Linked DNA regions of Homo sapiens: all the other regions are linked to region 2. A link is a contact called in ENCODE Hi-C or POLR2A ChIA-PET data. All regions are on one chromosome and are shown on one strand. The core of a region is the stretch at or near the end of the contact, and the rest is flanking DNA. Distances in the headings are between cores, read along the strand shown. Region 1 overlaps RAD51B (RAD51 paralog B). Region 2 overlaps RAD51B (RAD51 paralog B). Region 3 overlaps RAD51B-AS1 (RAD51B antisense RNA 1).

The links. A loop is a pair of places that touch in the nucleus more often than their neighbours do. ChIA-PET counts read pairs that join two places held with the same protein, here RNA polymerase II (POLR2A). Pooled maps may share reads with other maps.
Region 1: a map of PC-9 shows a loop between it and region 2 (6-fold over the local background). The contact joins two enhancer-like sites. A Hi-C loop is called at or near these places in 5 of 168 maps with a recorded cell type or tissue (Calu3, HepG2, PC-3 and 2 more) and 3 of 50 pooled maps. POLR2A ChIA-PET finds 5 or more read pairs at or near these places in 4 of 52 experiments (OCI-LY7, PC-9, activated CD8-positive, alpha-beta memory T cell and 1 more).
Region 3: a pooled map shows a loop between it and region 2 (2.0-fold over the local background). The contact joins two enhancer-like sites. A Hi-C loop is called at or near these places in 1 of 168 maps with a recorded cell type or tissue (IMR-90) and 8 of 50 pooled maps. POLR2A ChIA-PET finds 5 or more read pairs at or near these places in 2 of 52 experiments (OCI-LY7 and activated T-cell).

Annotation. Positions count from the first base shown.
Region 1 is chr14:68,305,522-68,309,159 of GRCh38, forward strand. The region is part of intron 8 of RAD51B (RAD51 paralog B); the gene reads left to right. Among named protein-coding and RNA genes, the nearest start is that of RAD51B-AS1, 380 kb to the right of the region's middle. RefSeq lists an enhancer at 881-1,020. Within about 2 kb of position 1,495, at least 14 of the 41 ENCODE cell types and tissues checked have a DNase peak (open chromatin) inside an H3K27ac peak, as active enhancers do; they include PC-3 and PC-9, where a contact is called at or near this core.
Region 2 is chr14:68,456,740-68,460,413 of GRCh38, forward strand. The region is part of intron 9 of RAD51B (RAD51 paralog B); the gene reads left to right. Among named protein-coding and RNA genes, the nearest start is that of RAD51B-AS1, 230 kb to the right of the region's middle. Within about 2 kb of position 2,317, at least 26 of the 41 ENCODE cell types and tissues checked have a DNase peak (open chromatin) inside an H3K27ac peak, as active enhancers do; they include PC-3 and PC-9, where a contact is called at or near this core.
Region 3 is chr14:68,653,306-68,657,115 of GRCh38, forward strand. The region is part of intron 2 of RAD51B-AS1 (RAD51B antisense RNA 1); the gene reads right to left. It also overlaps a transcript of RAD51B not described here. Among named protein-coding and RNA genes, the nearest start is that of RAD51B-AS1, 30 kb to the right of the region's middle. Within about 2 kb of position 1,931, at least 8 of the 41 ENCODE cell types and tissues checked have a DNase peak (open chromatin) inside an H3K27ac peak, as active enhancers do.

The DNA.
Region 1 (3,638 bases), core at 245-2,744, 150 kb before region 2:
TGAGGCCCACAGACATGAAACAGTTGAAGTCACACTGTAGTACAGCATCTAATGAATTGCCAGGATGAGAGAAGCAGATTTTTAATATCAGAGGCATTCACAGAAAGGAGAGATCATCATGATCTTTGTGATGGAGGCTTGGACCACTGCCTTAGGATGTCAGGGCAGAACTAAGATGGGCCCCTTGGTTGGTCTGTCCTGACTCACTGTGTCTGCAGTGCCTGGATATCAGCCAGCAGACCACCTCCATCATTGAGTTAGACCCACTTACAAGGTGGCAGGCTATTAACCAGTCCCCTGTTCCACTGAGAACTTGCCAGGCTGGCCATCATAGCATGGTATAGGTTGAAGTAGCTTAGTACCTGTGGTGGATGACTGTTTTTCTCGGCCAGCTGTTTAATGAGCACCAAATGAAGTAAAATGCTGCTTGGTTCCTCTCCTCTCTTCAGACACAAACAATCGAGCACATCCTAGTGGAAGGGCCGTGTTGGGGAACTGGCTTTCTTGTGCTGATCATCTTGGTTCCCACATCCGTCCCTCCCCTCTGGGCTAGAGTTTGGAGGAGCTATTGAAGAACCTTGAGAAAACTGTTAACCTTGAAAGTTTAGTTATTCATCATCAAATATATTAACAAACGTTTGTAGCCAAAGCTTTACTGTCTATGGCAGTTTTAAATAATTATCAAAATCATGATTTAATTAATTTCTCTCTCCATTTTGGGTTGGCTTAGAGGAGTAGGAGATTGCAATTCACAAGTACTTTCTGGTCCTGTAACCAACTTGCACTTTCAAGTTCAGGTAATCACCTTGTCCTTTTCAGTTTATTTACCCATGACTTAGGTTAAAGTTGCCCATGCCTCTGGTGAAATTCACAAATGAAACTTCACCTAGCTGGGTTTCATATTTGTAAGAAATCATTTTTTTTCTCCATGAGAATGTGCAGGTCAGCTGAGACAAGCATGATTAATTCTAGACATGAATTAGAACAAGCCCAAGCTGAACAGCTCTCTCAGAGGAAGTCATCTGAAATTGGTATGTGTGACCCAGTATATCTTTTGACCAATTTGCATTGGAAACCACAGTGAGCATGGAAGAAATATAACCTTGATCCTCTGGCCTAATAAACATTCTTGCAATTCTAAATGTACCTAGAGTTTGTGACAAGTGTGTATTGGAAAACTCGTTGAAAACACATGAGTTAGTAATGTTCTCTTTCAGAAGATGAACTTGCATGGCCGAAGTGAGATTCCAGTGGGAAAGACCTGGTAGAGAAAGAGTGGGAGAATGCGTTGACCTCTGGAGGGCAGATTATGGCATGCCAGGCAATGGGTTGTGCCATCAGGGAAGGAATCTAGAAAGACGAGGAGACTCAGGAGAAAGGAGATGACTTCTGTTGACAGGTCATTGTTGCTCAGACTTAGTGCAGATGAGAAAGGAAATCCAGAAACCTACATGACAGCTCCTCTTGGATTGGATGAAAATATTGATTTTTTTTTTTTTTCCCTATCTGGAATTTGACAGGGTCAGTTCATGTCTGGGTTTTCAGCACTTAATACAGGGCGCTTTTGTCTTGGGAGGCGGCTGGACTGGTTTTTCCTCCAGGCAGGTGCACAGAGGGCGTTTATTGTAGCCTGAAACACAAACACCAAGCCCCTAGGCCCTGATCCACACACTCTCCAGTGTGGCTCAAGGAAATAAAGTGAACAATGTCTCTTGCAACAGGCGAGCACTGTAAATGCCACTCCTGAATGATATATTTCTTAAAACTTTGTATCCGTAACCTGATCATCTCTTAAAACTTAATTATATGTCAGAGAAAAGGAAGCTATTGGCTCCTCCAGCTGTCCAGGTTGAACGAGAGCACACAATGGAGCATATCCGATTCACAGCCTTACTTAGGTAATCAGATTAATATCTCCTGAATTGAATTTACCCTTTTGATATGGAGTCTTTCAGCTGCCTTGTTTCACATCTCAAATTCTGACAAAGCTGTGCGGCCTTTGAGTAATTTCCCTGAAATCTATATGTGGGAAGCCTGTACTTCAAGCAGTTTTTGGGACTTGCACCAATTAAATCTGTCTCTGGCACACTTTTAATGGCATGCTTTCCCCTGAGTCAACAACTGCTCCAAAATCTGAAGTCATTTGTTTAATTTAAAAGCAAAGGTTATGGAACAACCATTTCAAGCTTCACCAGCCAAACTCCAGTGGCTTTGAAAAGGGAGATGAGGCAGAGGAAAGGCTAATAAACTGGATTTCTTATACACAAAATAAATTAATTACTGTGTTTCTGTAAGCTAGTATCAAATCAAGTTTGTTCACACCCTCCTTGCCAACCTAGCTCTCCCTTTCTCTTCAAACTCACCCTCTCTGGGCTTTCATATTCACGATTGAGGCTCACCCTCTTACTGTTGTTCTTGCAACACAAACATCTGGACTGGATTTTTGTCAGCTGGAGTTGAGAGAGAACTGTAAATGATGCAGTGATTTTTTTTTCGTCCTTATTAAATTTATTTATAGCCAGTCTGAAGCCAGGAAACATGCTAGAGCCTTTGATTGGAGGTTCTCGAGGAATGTACGGTGGATGGTATTTTCTCCTGTTGTTTTCTAAATAATATCAAGGATAGAATTACATAACTCCCAACTTGAGTATTTTTTGCCCTGAAGGACCCTTTATTAGGACATTTTGCACATCAGAATTCTTCCATTATATTTGCTTATCCAATATGCCTTCTTTTCTGTCAGTGAGAGAAAAGGAAATGTACATGACAGGTTATTTCTGAAAAATTAGAAAGATGGAGAGTGAGTTTCTGGTTGTTTGGGACATGAACCAGTGGCATGAGTATTTTCTTTTGCCAAAGGGACACAACATGGATCCTATTTCTACCTCTTAACAACCTCTGCAATCTTAAAGCTGCCAAATCTCAAAGAATTTCATTCATTTAGTCATTATTTAAGATAATAAAAGGCCCTACAAGCAGCTTACGAAAATAATTTATAAAATATTTTTCTCTGCCCTTAGACCTTGTTAAATAACAATGCCTTGGTGTTTATAAAATTATTTAAGAAACAAAACTTTCTAGAGGAGGCTGAATCAGATGATGATTTCTTGAGGTCCCTTCCCAGTTCTATGATTTGAGATGATTCTTTAATTTTCCTTCACTGTCATTTATATCTGTGTCATTAAAAAAAAAAAAAAAAAAAGGGCTGTTTGGGAATGAGATTTGCTACACCCGTAGGCATTTTCTTCTTCAGAAAAGAGACTGTTTAGCTTTCTGCCACCCAAGTCAGTCATCCTCAGCCTGAACAATGGAGCTTAATGTTCTCCATCTTCCTAAGAGTTAGTGTCTGTTGTTATGAAAGTGAATTGAAACCAAATGTACTTTCTATTGGAAAAGCTGCCCTTGCTCTCAGCTCATGGACAAAACTGAGAGAGAAGGCTCTTACAAAACAGAGGGAAAAATCCTCGCTGTCATGTCATAACACCAGTTATTTCACTGTTAGACCTATGAACATATCTTTGATGCAACACTACACTATTTGATGATGTTTCTGTGTCACTTAAGATGGGCGTTTCATATTTATCTCTTAGAAATGTTAGCAGATTTTTTTCACGAGTTATCTTGCTTATGGACTGGAA
Region 2 (3,674 bases), core at 1,067-3,566:
AGGCATCTATAGAACACTCTAAACAACAGCAGATACATGTTCTTCTCAAGTATAAATTAGACTACAAGTTGAGCCTCAATAAATTTAAAAGATTGAAATCATACAAACTTCTCCAATCACAATGGAATGATTTTTTTTTTTTTTTTTTTTTTTTTTTTTTTTTTTTTTTTTTTTTTTTTTTTGCTTTTTTTGAGACAGAGTCTCACTCTGTCACCCAGGCTGGAGTGCAGTAGCACGATCTTGGCTCACTGCAACCTCTGCCTCCCAGGTTCAAGCAATTCTTGTGCCTCAGCCACCTGAGTAGCTGGGATTACAGGCATGCACCACCACACCCAACTAATTTTTGTATGTTTAGTAGAGACAGGGTTTTGCCATGTTGGTCAGGGTGGTCTTGAACTCCTGGCCTCAAGTGATCTGCTCACCTCGGCCTCCCAAAGTGCTGGTATTATAGATGTGAGCCAACACGCCCAGCCCTGGGATGAAATCGATAATCAGTAACAAAAGGAAAATTTGGAAATTCTCAGTTCTGTGCAAATTTAAAAACACACACAGACACACCCCTAAATAAGCAATAGTTCAAAGAATAAATCACAAGAGAAATTAGAAATGAGTGAAAATGAAAACAAAAATACAACATATCAAAGCTTATGTGGTGTAGTTAAAGCAGTAGTTATAGGGAAATATACAGTTTAAATGCTTATGTTAAAAAATTATTGCATGTATATTATACCTAAATAAAGCTGATATTAATGTAGAAAGAATTGGTGGCCCATATTTTTGACTGTATAAATTTGCATACTACCATATATTTGTAGTTGATAAGTTTTCTCTGATTGTGGTATAATTCAGGAAGAATTACTAATACTTTCTTTTTTTTTGAGACGGAGTCTAGCTTTGTTGCCAGGCTGGAGTGCAGTGACACAATCTCAGCTCACTGCAACCTCCACCTCCTGGGTTCAAGCGATTCTCCTGCCTCAGCCTCCCGAGTAGCTGGGATTACAGGCACGTGCCACCACGCCCAGCTAATTTTTGTATTTTTTTTTTTTTTTTTTTTTAGTAGAGACAGGGTTTCACTATGTTACCCAGGATGGTCTCAATCTCCTGACCTCGTGATACGCCCACCTCAGCCTCCCAAAGTGCTGGGATTACAGGCGTGAGCCACTGCGCCCAGCCCTAGGAATTATTAACACTTTCAAACCACATGTAAAGTTCACTGAAAAAAAAAAAAAAACCAACATGGTTTTTAAATTGTGTTAATAAATATTAAGCTTGTAGTTAACTATATGCATGCTAAAGTAGTTAGAGAAAAGTGTACTGATGTTTGCAATTTACTTTGAAATGTAATAACAACCAGAACAAAAAATAAGATGGGTTGATAGATAAATAGATATGTGCTAAAAAACAAGTGTAATAAAATTATTTTGGTCTTTTTGTTTCCGTTTTTTGAGACAGGGCCTTGGTCTGTCACCCAGGCTGGAGAGCTAATCATAGCTCATTACAACCTCAAATTCCTGGGTTCAAGTAATAAAATGTTAATGGCAGAACCAGTTGATATGTTTATGGGTATTCACTATAAAATTCTTTCACTTTTGTTTTATGTTTGAAAAGGTTCATAATAAAATGTTGAGGAAAAAACCGTAAACTCAAAATGTCATTCTGACCCTGAACTATTTACTATTCCATAATTTACTAAGTTAACATCCTACTGATCAGAAAAAATTAATATTTTCTTTAAGGAGCCCTAGCTCTTTTCTAGGCAATACTTTCTTATACTTTGGGAACTTGATGTGTTATATTATAGGTAAACATTTTGAAAACAATCACCAGAGAGGTGTTATACAAGAGCATAATGATATTCTATGAGGAAATAGGATCTTATAACCTCAGGGTCAAAATTCCTAAGAGACTCTTCCCAGAGACTACAATTATATTATTTATATATCATATTATTATATTGTATATTATTATTTATATTATATTTTTTAGGGATTCAGATCAGCTTACTTTATGTCCCCTAATTTCTGTAGAAAAACTTGGGAAGTAGGCCACATGTAGACAAATTAATAAATTCATGCCTGCTCAAATACAGTTCATTTTTCCATCCTGCCATTTTCCAGCACTGTATTACTTCTACAGATCTTGCTCTTCTATTATGAGAAGGCAGTTTAGATGCCGCTAAACTCATTCTCTGCTCTGCCCGCATAATCCTGCAAAGCTGCTGGTGTTGAGGCTTCAGTGTTCCATGCAGAGTGATTTTCCAAGTGATGAAGCAGATTCTAATCAGTCTAAGATCCAACTACAGACTGGGAGTTGGACCTCTGCCACCTTTCCCTCCAGCTCTCGCAACACAATGGGGAATTCCTGTGAGGATCACTGGGTACACTTCAAGCTCCCCTGATCCTATGGCCTCATTCCAGTCACAGATCTTCCTGTCTGGAGCATTTCCGGCCCTTCTGTCCTTTGGCTTGGAGAGTTCAGCTCAACCTGGGAAGGGACAGAAGACTTTGGGGTTATCAAAAGCCTGTTGAATTATCTGATGCAAGACTAACTGGTTTGTTTGCCTCCCTGGCTCTCTTCCTGAGCTTCAAAGCAGCTGAGAAAACAACTTTTTTCTAAGTCTTGGACAAGGAGGAAAACCCTGGCATGAAGGATTTCTGTCGCAGACACTTGGCATAGCTAGAGGAAAGGTTTGTTTAACTTACCAATGGGTTTTATTAGCCTAGGACTCCAGTTGAAGTGAGATAATAGGGTCCCTGTAGAAGGACATTTCAGTCAGTGGGCTTCCTCCCTAATTTCTCGACAGGACCCTTGCATGCAGATGAAAAGCATCAGACACATTCAACAAGGAAATCCCCACTGAATTTATCAACGACCACGTAATCTTGCTGATCATGAGGGAGACTGAGACAGGATTAAAAAACTAGCAGGACAGGAAATTGTGTATGGATGCAAAGTCATATTGGGGAGCTATCTACTTCAATTGCTTCTTGCTGAACTTCTCTTTGCTGAACGTATTACATTGTCTCTGGGCCCCACATCTTATAGCAGATAGCAGGGATAGAAAGAAAGCCAGTCCTACCACCTGTCCTTACAGGAAGAAACTCTTCTGCTTATACTTTTCCTCTGCCAGGTCATTTCACTCTTCCTTTCACCTCCCAACCAATGTGAGATTTGGGGTTGGGGTGGGAAGGGGAAGGAAATAGAAGAGAGGAAGAATTCATGACTGGTGTACAGGAAGCCTTCCTGGCACAGGAATTAGAGAAGAGAAAGTAGAAGAATCAGTGCCAGCTTACCCTCAGCCTCATGGCCGCCTATTCATGTCTGCTTTCCTGGGCCACATAGGCAAAACTCACTTTTTCCTAAGGTTGGGGCTGTATTGCAGGAACTCATGTAAACTGCCAGGACCAGAAGTCTATAAAAGCAGCCTCCAGGCCGGGCACAGTGGCTCACACCTATAATCCCAGCACTTTGGGAGGCTGAAGCAGGTGGATCACCTGAGGTCAGGAGTTCGAGACCAGCCTGGCCAACATGGTGAAATCTGGTCTCTACTAAAAATACAAAAAATTAGCTGGGTGTGGTGGCAGGTGCCTGTAATCCCAGCTACTCGGGAGGCTGAGGCAGGAGAATCACCTGAACCTGTGAGGCGGAGGTTGCAGTGAGCCAAGATCACACCA
Region 3 (3,810 bases), core at 681-3,180, 200 kb after region 2:
GCATGACTGGGAATAGCGCACTATGAGCATGGCACCCCAGCCTGGGCAACATAGCAAGACCCTGTCTTTCAAAAAAACAAAGCCAAAAAACAGTTACAGGATACCTCTTTAGACCTAGCCGTGGATATACAAATAAGAATTTGCCTCAAGAGATACACAGACTAGTCCAGGGTTTCTCAACCTCCGTACAACTCACATCTGGGGCCACATAATTGTGTGGATGGCCCTGTGTATTGTAGGATGTCTAGAAGCATCCCTGGCCTCCACCCACAAGATGCCAGTAGCACCACCCCACACACAAATTGTGACAACCAAAAATGTCTCCAGCCATTGCCAAATGTCTCCTGGAGCCAAAATCACCCCAATTTGAGAACCACTGGTCTGATGAGATAGATAGATATGCAAATGATCATTACGGCTCAAAGAAGCCCTACCATGGAGACACGAACACAGGCCCATGCACAGAGGGCACTGGAGTTGAATTCTGAAGGATGGGTGCAATTTTTCCACGTAGAGACTATGCTGGAGAGAGGATATTCTTGGCAGAGAAACAGCATGTGCAAAGGCACAGGGGTACCACAGAACAAGTCAGTTGCCTGACATGGCAGCTACTGGGTAGGAACAAAAGGAGATGAGGATGAATGGGGGCTGGCCCCAGTGTCTAAAGGGCCTTGTGTGACTGGGATGCTTGCACTTGATCCTGAGGTTAGGGAAAGCAAGAAGGTTTGTAAGCTGGGAGCATGATTGTTGGCATGATGGCATGACGAAGAGAGGAAGCTCTGATGACACTCCAGGAAGAGATGATGTGGGCTTGAATGAAGGCATTGGTGCTTGGGAAGGGAACAGAAGGGGCAGGATTTGAAAGCTCTTTCTGAGGCAGAACGTGCAGGATATCTGAGTGGAGATGAAGACAGGGAATAAGCCCAGCGCTACAGAGCTGATGGAATCCTGGTGGTTCGGTCTTGGCATTAAGGCTTTTTTCTATCCCAGAAGCATTCTGGAGTTTGGGCTGTGCCCACCTTGTCTGGGAAGATGAGGCTGTGGGGACACCTTTACGTCAGGGTGTGTTTCTGCTCATCCCTCCTTGTTTGCTTTTAGATCAGGCTCATGGGAGATGTCTGGTGGACAGAACCCCCCACCCCCTTTAGGAATTGCATTAAGGACATGAGCTGCTAATTTTGTCGCTGTCAGTGCCTGGCAGGCAGATGGCCCTGAGCCTCAGTTTCTCCATTTGTGATGGGAAGAGAACTCCCCGCCCCATCTCCCAGGATGTGGTGCGTGTGAACAGGGCTGTTTCTGTGGGTGGTTTAGACCCCCGTGGGTGCTTGGCACTTCCTGCCTGCAGTTGGTGAGGATCGTGAGCAGTTGTAATCAGGCCTGATAGGAAGGCCCCCAACTCTACCGCGGCCTTGAGTGGCTGCCAGCTCCATGACCAGGCCTGCTTCAAAACTTGCCTGCAAGTTATTTTTTTCAGGGTGTCTGGTTCCTGTAAACAGGCTTTCCCAAACCCTCTCAGGCTCCAAGAACCCGCTTTGGCTGTGCATCCCACTGCCGTTCATGCTCCCCAGCCCAATGGAAAACCTCAAGACAATCCCACTCCATTTGGCTTCATGCAAGCCCTCCCCTCCAGCTCCCTCCCCCCCTGCCTTCCCAGGTAAGTTAGAGTGAAAGGAGGGAGTAGGAGGCTGGGATGGAGACACCTTAGAGAGAGGCTGGCCCCACCAGGCAGTCATGATGGTCTCAGGCCTGCTATGTAACACCTTTCCCCAGCACACCTACACTGGGTGGGCTAGGTGAGTGGGTTGTGCCAGGAGGCAAATGGTGAGTGTGTGTGTGTGTGTGTGTGTATGTGTGTGCGCCAGCTAGCTGCCCCCACTCTCAGGAGCCCGGTGCTGATGGTGATCTCTCTCTCTCTCAATGCAGGAACAAGGGGCTGCATTGTTAGCTAGCCTATCTCTTGGTTTCTGATTCACCCCGGGCCACGGCAGCCTGAGCAGGTTCACAGCTGCTCAGGGTTATACTTTCCAGCACATTTAGGACTTGGAACAGCCCCAGGTTTCAGGAACACATGGTGATGGGGGAGGGGAGGGGCTCAAATAGACGGGGTGTGGGGGAAGCGAGCTACTTCTTTCTTTCTTCAAGATGAATCTCCATTTTCATCATCTGATAGCAGGAACAGCATCTGAGGACGGCGGATGAATTGCAAACCTGCTCAGGTCGGGGGAGAGGGCAGGCGTGTGGGGGAGATGGGCAGATTTAGTTCATCCTGGCTGAGGTCTTCTTGTGCAGCCGTGTACCCTCTGACACACAGCTCTTGCTCCAGTTACAGCCTCTGCACAGCCAGGGCCTGCCAGGGACGCCCACCCGCGGGGCACTCTGGCATACATCTCGGAAGTCAGCCCCCAGAGTGGGCCTCTGGCTTCCAGCAGCCATGGCCAAGAGGGCAGGGAGGAGCTGGAAACCGGCCCTAAGAGGTGGGACGTGAGGAACACCAGCTTCCATCTTACAGATCGGCGGGGTCTTTTCTCTCTGTTGCTAGTGGCTGGCTAAGGAGGAAATCGAGACTATAATTTCCCAGCCTCTACCATCTCCCTATTTTCTCTGAGACAAGTAACTGCCTCACAGCAGACAGGAACCAGGTGACACTGCTGTCCCAAGCATTCTGCCCACATTCAACCACAGCCATTCATCCATCCATCTGATATCTGCTGAGGGCCTTCTAAGAGCCAGGCATGGTCCAGGTGCTGGCTTTTAGCAAGGAGCAGAACACAGTCCCTGTCCTGCAGGAGCCAGGAGAACCCACAGGAATGGCAGGCATTGACAGCACCATGTACAAGGGGCTCGGGCTGGGCAAAACCAGATTTGAGCACTGTCAGTGACTTTGAAAAGCCTGGACCCTGCTCACCTGGCAGCAGGCAGCCTCCTCCTCTGCTGCCATCTAGCTGGACAATCTGGGGCAGGGTTCTCTTGAGCCTGGTCATCTCAGCCCACCCACAGAGATGACTATAGGTATCCTGCCTACCTCCTAGGGCAGCTGAGAAACTCAAGTAAGATTTGTGCACAGAATCCCAAAATATAAAACCTTTGTCCAGCTCTCAGATTCTTCTCCCCCTTTTCTCAATGGGGTAACTGAGGACTGAGGCCTAACATGCAGGAGCCTGTATCAGAACAGGGAGGCTGCTGTGTGCTGCCAGAGATTGCCACCCCTCCCAGCCTCTCTGGGCAGTACTACACAGAGCTGGCCTCTGTGAGGGGTGCAGAGCAGCTCCGGGACTCCCACACAGAGCCCCTTTCTCCTGCGCTCTGGCCCAGAGCTCGCTCTCAGGGTCCTATAATTGAAAAGGCGACCGCAGGCCGGCAGTGTGACCTTTGGGCCTGCCTGGGCGGGTGACTGAGTTAGGCCCCCAGGTCCCCCACCCCTGAGAGGACCAGCCAGGCCCCAATTTTTCACAGACACAGCAAGGAAGGTGCAGCATGGCAGAGAGGACCGGGCTGAGCTCCTGGCTCCCAGCCCCCATGGGTCACTTGTCCCCTCTGCTCCACACTGTTCCCATTCACTATGCGGGATCAAGAACTACCACCCTCTCTTTGAGGATAGACAGGGAGAGAGGACAGGGTGTATGTCAGAGACTAGATGAGTTTGCAGCTGAATAAAAGGGTTTAAGCAGCCTGGTTAAAACAGGAAAGAGCCTCAGTACAACCTAGTCATAGTGCTGCCTTTGACTTTCTACATAGAAGTTTCTACAAAGATGGAATGTTCTAGAGTTGCACTGTCCAGTAGGACAGCCACTAGCCATATGTGACTATTGA